2 separate regions of the Homo sapiens genome follow, and region 1 is linked to region 2. Evidence: read pairs that join two places in POLR2A ChIA-PET (ENCODE). Cell type or tissue: Panc1. All regions are shown on one strand. Each heading gives the region's core, and the rest is flanking DNA. Links, peaks and the distances in the headings are about the cores only. Region 1 has its middle 53 kb from the start of LINC00494. Region 2 holds the start of LOC105372637 (a long non-coding RNA gene).

The links. Peaks named below come from ENCODE experiments on the same cell type or tissue, not always from the same donor. Only the 100,000 strongest peaks of a DNase experiment are listed, where the experiment ranks them.
Region 1: POLR2A ChIA-PET joins it to region 2 with 12 read pairs; 2 of 35 experiments call an interaction of 5 or more read pairs at or near these places.

The regions. Positions count from the first base shown.
Region 1 is chr20:48,305,495-48,308,407 of GRCh38, reverse strand. No RefSeq gene overlaps it. Among named protein-coding and RNA genes, the nearest start is that of LINC00494, 53 kb to the left of the region's middle. In Panc1, for the core only: no CTCF peak of the experiment used is centred there; no DNase peak of the experiment used is centred there; H3K27me3 peaks cover 1,471 bases.
Region 2 is chr20:47,948,837-47,951,749 of GRCh38, reverse strand. It overlaps LOC105372637 (a long non-coding RNA gene), which reads right to left and starts at 940. Exons shown (of 7, transcript XR_936793.2): 1 at 826-940. RefSeq lists an enhancer at 1-513. In Panc1, for the core only: no CTCF peak of the experiment used is centred there; a DNase peak (open chromatin) is centred at 1,434.

The DNA of each region.
Region 1 (2,913 bases), core at 150-2,649, 360 kb before region 2:
CTTGACACATGCTTGTACCACTCAGGAAGCCAAGAGAAATTATATCTCCACTTTTCCTCATGTGGCGAGTTTAAAAAGAGATGCCAGCATTGCCGTGCTGGCAACAGCATGTGTGACCATTTGATGGGGGCAGGTCATTGGCACAGTGTTCTGTAATGTTAAAAAAAAAGAACAAAAAACAAACTCCACAGGCTGGGCGCAGTGGCTCACGCCTGTAATCCCAGCACTTTGGGAGGCTGAGGCAGGTGGATCACCTGAGGTCAGAAGTTCAAGACCAGCCTGGCCAACATGGTGAAACCCTGTCTTTACTAAAACACAAAAAATTAGCCTGGTGTGGTGGCACGCACCTATAATCCAAGCTACTTGGGAGGCTGAGGCAGGATAGTTGCTTAAACCCAGGAGGCGGAGGTTGCAGTGAGCCGAGATTTTGCCACTGTACTCCAGCCTGGGTGACAGAGCGAGGCTGTCTCAAAAAAAAAAAAAAAAAAAAAAAACAGCTGGGCATGGTGGTTCAAGCCTGTAATCCCAGAACTTTGGGAGGCCGAGGTGGGCAGATCGCGTGAGCTCAGGAGTTCGAGACATGATGAAACTCTGTCTCTACAAAAAAAAAAAAAAAATACAAAACTTAGCTTGGCATGGTGGCACACGCCTGTAGTCCCAGCTACTAGGGAGGCTGAGGTGGGAGGATCACTTGAGCCTGGGAGGTGGAGGCTGCAGTAAGCCGAGATCACACCACTGCACTCCAGTCTGGGTGACAGAGCAAGACCCTGTCTCAAAAAAACCCCAAAAACCTTCCACACAACAGTTGATAAAACAAATAAAAACATGAATTGGGGTCCCCCCTCCCGCTCCAGGAGGCAGTCCTGGCAGAGGACTAGGTCAAATGTTGAACATTTTGTTCCCGCTGCCTTAGGTAGCTGGGCGGGGCGGGGCGGAGCCCAGGCGGAGTCGGCACCATTCTCTTCTGCTCCGCAAGCGTGATCAGTGATGTCAGGTGGGGCTACTTGCTTTATAGATTCCTGGGCGTCTTTTTAACATAGATGGTTTTGATTGTAACAAATTAGACTGATAAACCTTTTCTTGCTTACCTTATCAGCAAAATTTCCAAAGTGTGATGATACCCTAGTCAATAAGGCTGTGGAGAAGCAGACATTCTCTAACACTGCTGGTGGGGGGTGATGCAGCACTGGTTCTGTGGAGGTCATTTTGGAGAAATCTTTAAAAATGACAAGTGCATTTAGTGTTTGAGCCAGCAATCCCACTCCCAGGAATTTATGCTGCAGGCATTTGTCTACAAATACTTATGATCAAGGGTGTGTATCACAACATTGTTGGTGAGAACCAAAGAGAGAAAACAATTCAGCATTCCTCTGTAGGACACTAGTTAAAAACAAAAACAAAGGCAATCTAGTAAAAACTATTGAATGTCTATATACTGAAATGGATAAAATAGAAATGAGATCCATTATTATTATCACTATTATTTTTTAGAGACAGAGACTTGCTCTGTCTCTCAGACTGGGGCAAAGTGGCATGGTCATAGCCCATTGCAGCCTCAAACTTCTGGGCTCAAACAATCCTCCTGCCTTCAGCCTGTAGAGCAGTGGGATTCTAGGTGTAAGCCACCATGCCTGGCCCATGGGGTAGTTATTCTTGAATATATGCAAGATCTAGCATATGAGAAAAAGCAAGGGGCATGGCAGTATTCATAGGATATTGCTTTCATGTACGAAAGGAGAAATGTAAGGTTCTATGTGTTTATATTGCTTATATTTGCATGAAAAAGCAATGAAGGACACATTAGAAACTATTAAAGTGGTTACCTGCGAGGGAGTGGAGTGCTCAGAGTGGGAGTGAGCCCATTAAATGAATCCTCTTCTATTACTTTGATTGTTAAGCCATCTGAATGTATTACCTGGCAAAAACTTAAGCAATGGTTTATAAACAGGCCCTATTTTGTAAGCAAGAATAGTGGTAGGAACACAAATGTATCAGGAATCAGTAGAGGACAGAACCAGGGAGTCCTTGTGCTTTTGTAAATCAAGATGCAAAAGACAAGACATCATCCCATCCTATCCCCACCCCACAATGTTCATTGCTCACTTCTTGATAAGAGCAGTGCTTTCTACCTGGCAGTCACTCAATGTGTAGGATGAGCCCTTTTCTGAATAGGGGAGTCCCAGTGTGTGCCTGTTTGCTTCTTTACTTAATAGCAGTCTCTTTCACTCTCCAAAGTGACCCTGTTTGAATAACAAATTATTTTGTCGCCTTATCAATAAGTCACAGAACTGCTCTCTAGCTAATGTAAGGAGATGAAATGTACTCCAAGAATCTGAATGGCTTTATCAAGACGGAGATTTTTTGTCTCATGAGATTTCTTGTCTCAAGAATTTGCCTACAGCAATTCTGATTTATGCTTGTTAACTAATAACTGTAATAATTATTAATAGCACTCCAACTCACTTTGACAAGTGCCTTGGGTTGGACAGTAAGTTGTATGGTTATTGCAGTCAGACATCAAGTCCAGATAGATTCAGTGCTCACGTGAGGTCACTGGGACATCTTGGTATGGCTATCACTCTTTTTTTTTTTTTTGAGAAGGAGTCTCGCTCTGTCGCCCAGGCTGGAGTGCAGTGGCGCAATCTCGGCTCACTGCAAGCTCCACCTCCCGGGTTCACGCCATTCTCCTGCCTCAACCTCCCGAGTAGCTGGGACGACAGGCGCCTGCCACCACACCTGGCTAATTTTTTTGTATTTTTTTAGTAGAGACGGGGATTCTCCCTGTTAGCCAGGATGGTCTCAATCTCCTGACCTTGTGATCCACCCACCTTGGCCTCTCAGAGTGCTGGGATTACAGGCGTGAGCCACTGCACCCGACTGGCTGTCACTCTCAAAGACCTATCAGATTAAAGT
Region 2 (2,913 bases), core at 257-2,756:
ACAGGAAACAACTCATCTGGAGCATGTCTTGCAAATGAAAAACAAATCAAGAGCCCACACGCCCCAACCACCTCTTTTATTGGGCTCTCCCTCTCCAGGGCCAGGTACCAGACAACTAGGAACAGCCCCTATGTCCCAGAGCCTGCTGAAGTGACTCACACTCACAACCCTGAGCCTGGTGACTGCCTATCCATTCATTCCTCAATAAAGTCTCTTGCTCATGTCTCACTTCCTCCCTCTTCCTCTTGAAAGGAAGCGTTCCCCATGTGGCCCTGCAGAGCACGGTTCCCGGGTTCCCAGGGTTCCCCATGTGGCCCTGCAGAGCACGGTTCCCGGGTTCCCGGGTTCCCCATGTGGTCCTGCAAAGCACGGTTCCCGGGTTCCCAGGGTTCCCCATGTGGCCCTGCAGAGCACGGTTCCCGGGTTCCCAGGTTCCCCGTGTGGCCCTGCAGAGCACGGTTCCCCGGGTTCCCCGTGTGGCCCTGCAGAGCACGGTTCCCCGGGTTCCCCGTGTGGCCCTGCAGAGCACGGTTCCCCAGGTTCCCCATGTGGCCCTGCAGAGCACGGTTCCCGTGTTCCCGGGTTCCTAGGTTCCCCGTGTGGCCCCGCAGAGCACAGTTCCCGGGTTCCCAGTGTTCCCCATGTGGCCCTGCAGAGCACGGTTCCCGGGTTCCCCGTGCGGACCGCAGAGCACGGTTCCCGGGTTCCCAGGGTTCCCCGTGCGGCCCCGCAGAGCATGCCATGTCTCCCGTTTCTCGGGACCTAGAATGTAATGAATGTCTTCCCGGATGACAGTACTTTCTGTGTCTGGGGGTCTTACCATACCTGATTAAAACAAATCCCTGATGAATAGAGTGAGTCTCTGTATCCCATTCTGCGGGCATGCACACAACAAATACACACATATTCACAGAGTCCCTTATGTGTGCTCAGACATGTGAACTTTGCATCACAAAACCACTGAGTGATGTCAGAGGCGCCATGAATCATAATGGCAGCTCCTGGCCTGGTATCCAAGAGACCTCAACACGCTGCTAAGTCACTGTTCCCCGCTATGAGAACCGGTCACTCTCTTTGAGCCTCCAGTTGAAGGGAACTAAATTAATCTAGGATGACCCATATTGTGCAGCAGCTAATGACCCAGTTCACCTCTGGTTAATTTTCTGCTTCTGGGTGTCCTGGGAACGGGTGGTGTTTACTCCACTTGGGACAAACCTTTATTAATGAGCCGGAGTGTTGGCTGCTCTAGGCTGAGTGTTTTAATAGAAATCGGCCCATGGGCCAGGGCGTGCTGAAGTTGCAGAATATGAATAAGGCCATTTTCTTTACCCTCTCTCCTCTGCCTTGATTTGCATGACTAAGCTTTTATGCCTTTTAAAAAAAAAATGTGTTTGTTTGTTTCTTGATTGTCGCTCCATCTCCTATGGAGGAAACAAATTACTTACTCACCAGGCAGGGACCTCAGTTTGGCAGAAGTCCAGGTCTGTTCCTCCAGCAAAGGGGAGTAAGACAGCCACACTCAACGCTAGTAGGGACAATTCCAGGAGAGCTGACATGGCCCAGGATGTGGGCTAAATGATTACACAGGTCCCCAGCAGACTCCTTAAGAGGGAAAATACTCCCTCTTAAGGAGTCCTAGCAAAGGATAGCAGTTGGGAGAGGACAGAAAAGAGTCCTTCCTTGTAAAATGTGGCTCAAACTAACAAAGAGCTCCAAGGTGTCTCTCAGTGAGGCTATGGGTTTCCTATGGAAAGAGAAGATGTTGCTAATTCTTTGTAGATGTGTGATTCTCGACTCTGTCAGAGTCAATGCCAGGCTTTTAACACAAATACTTTATCACTTTCCCTTTACTCAACTGAAATGAAATTCATAGAAAATATAACCTAGCTACAGGCATTTTCTTAAACAATGTAATTTCCCCAGAGGGATATAAAGAGAAAAAGAAAGGAATTTATAATAAAACAAAACATAGTTCAACATGTAAGTGCCCTAGTGATATGGTTTGGCTGTGTCCCCACCTAAATCTCACGTTGAACTGTAGCTCCCATAATATCCACGTGTCATGGAAGGGAACTGGGGGGAGGTCACTGAATCACGGGGGTGGTTACCTCCATACTTTTCTCGTGACAGTAAATGAGTTCTCAGGATAATCTGATGGTTTTATAAGGGGCTTTTCCCCCACTTCACTCTGCACTTCTCCTTGCTGCCACCATGTGAAGGAGGACAAGCCTGCTTCCCCTTCCGCCTTGATTGTAAGTTTCCTGAGGCATCCCCAGCCCTGCAGAGCTGTGAGTCAGTTAAGCCTCTTTCCTTTATAAATTACCCAGTCTCGGGTGTTTCTTCATAGCAGCCTGAGAAGACTAATACACCTGGCATTACTAAGGTAGACCGTGTAATTATGTCATCAGATGCTTGAACTTGGATGCAGAATCACAGTGAACGAAGTCACAGATGCGGACTGACTACAGCTGTACTGTTCTGGGCAACTCAGACACCACAAGAGGCTCTGCCATTGGTAAGGTGATTTTTTTCAAACAGGTGAGCAACATTGAATAAATCCTGAAAAGAACAGAGTACAATCTTCCCGTAGTTTACACCATGGGAACAGTGTGGTAAAACTCAGTTTAAAACAGTAAAAAAAATAAAATAAAATAAAAATTATTTCTATGTAAAATGGATTTCAGTTCTGGGCTCAGATCATTTCAAGCAGCTTTTTAACCTATGTGAACATCCAACAAGGCATTCAAAATTAGTGCCAATGCATGAAGCAGCAGCAGCAGTGGTGGGCTTCAGAGGATGATCCCAGAGCTAATCCCTTGGGCAGGTGTGGGTGTCCCATGTTTAGGTGATGAAATGCATCCAGAGAGAGAAGACACTCACCCAAGACCTCACAGCCAGAAAGGGCCAGAGCTG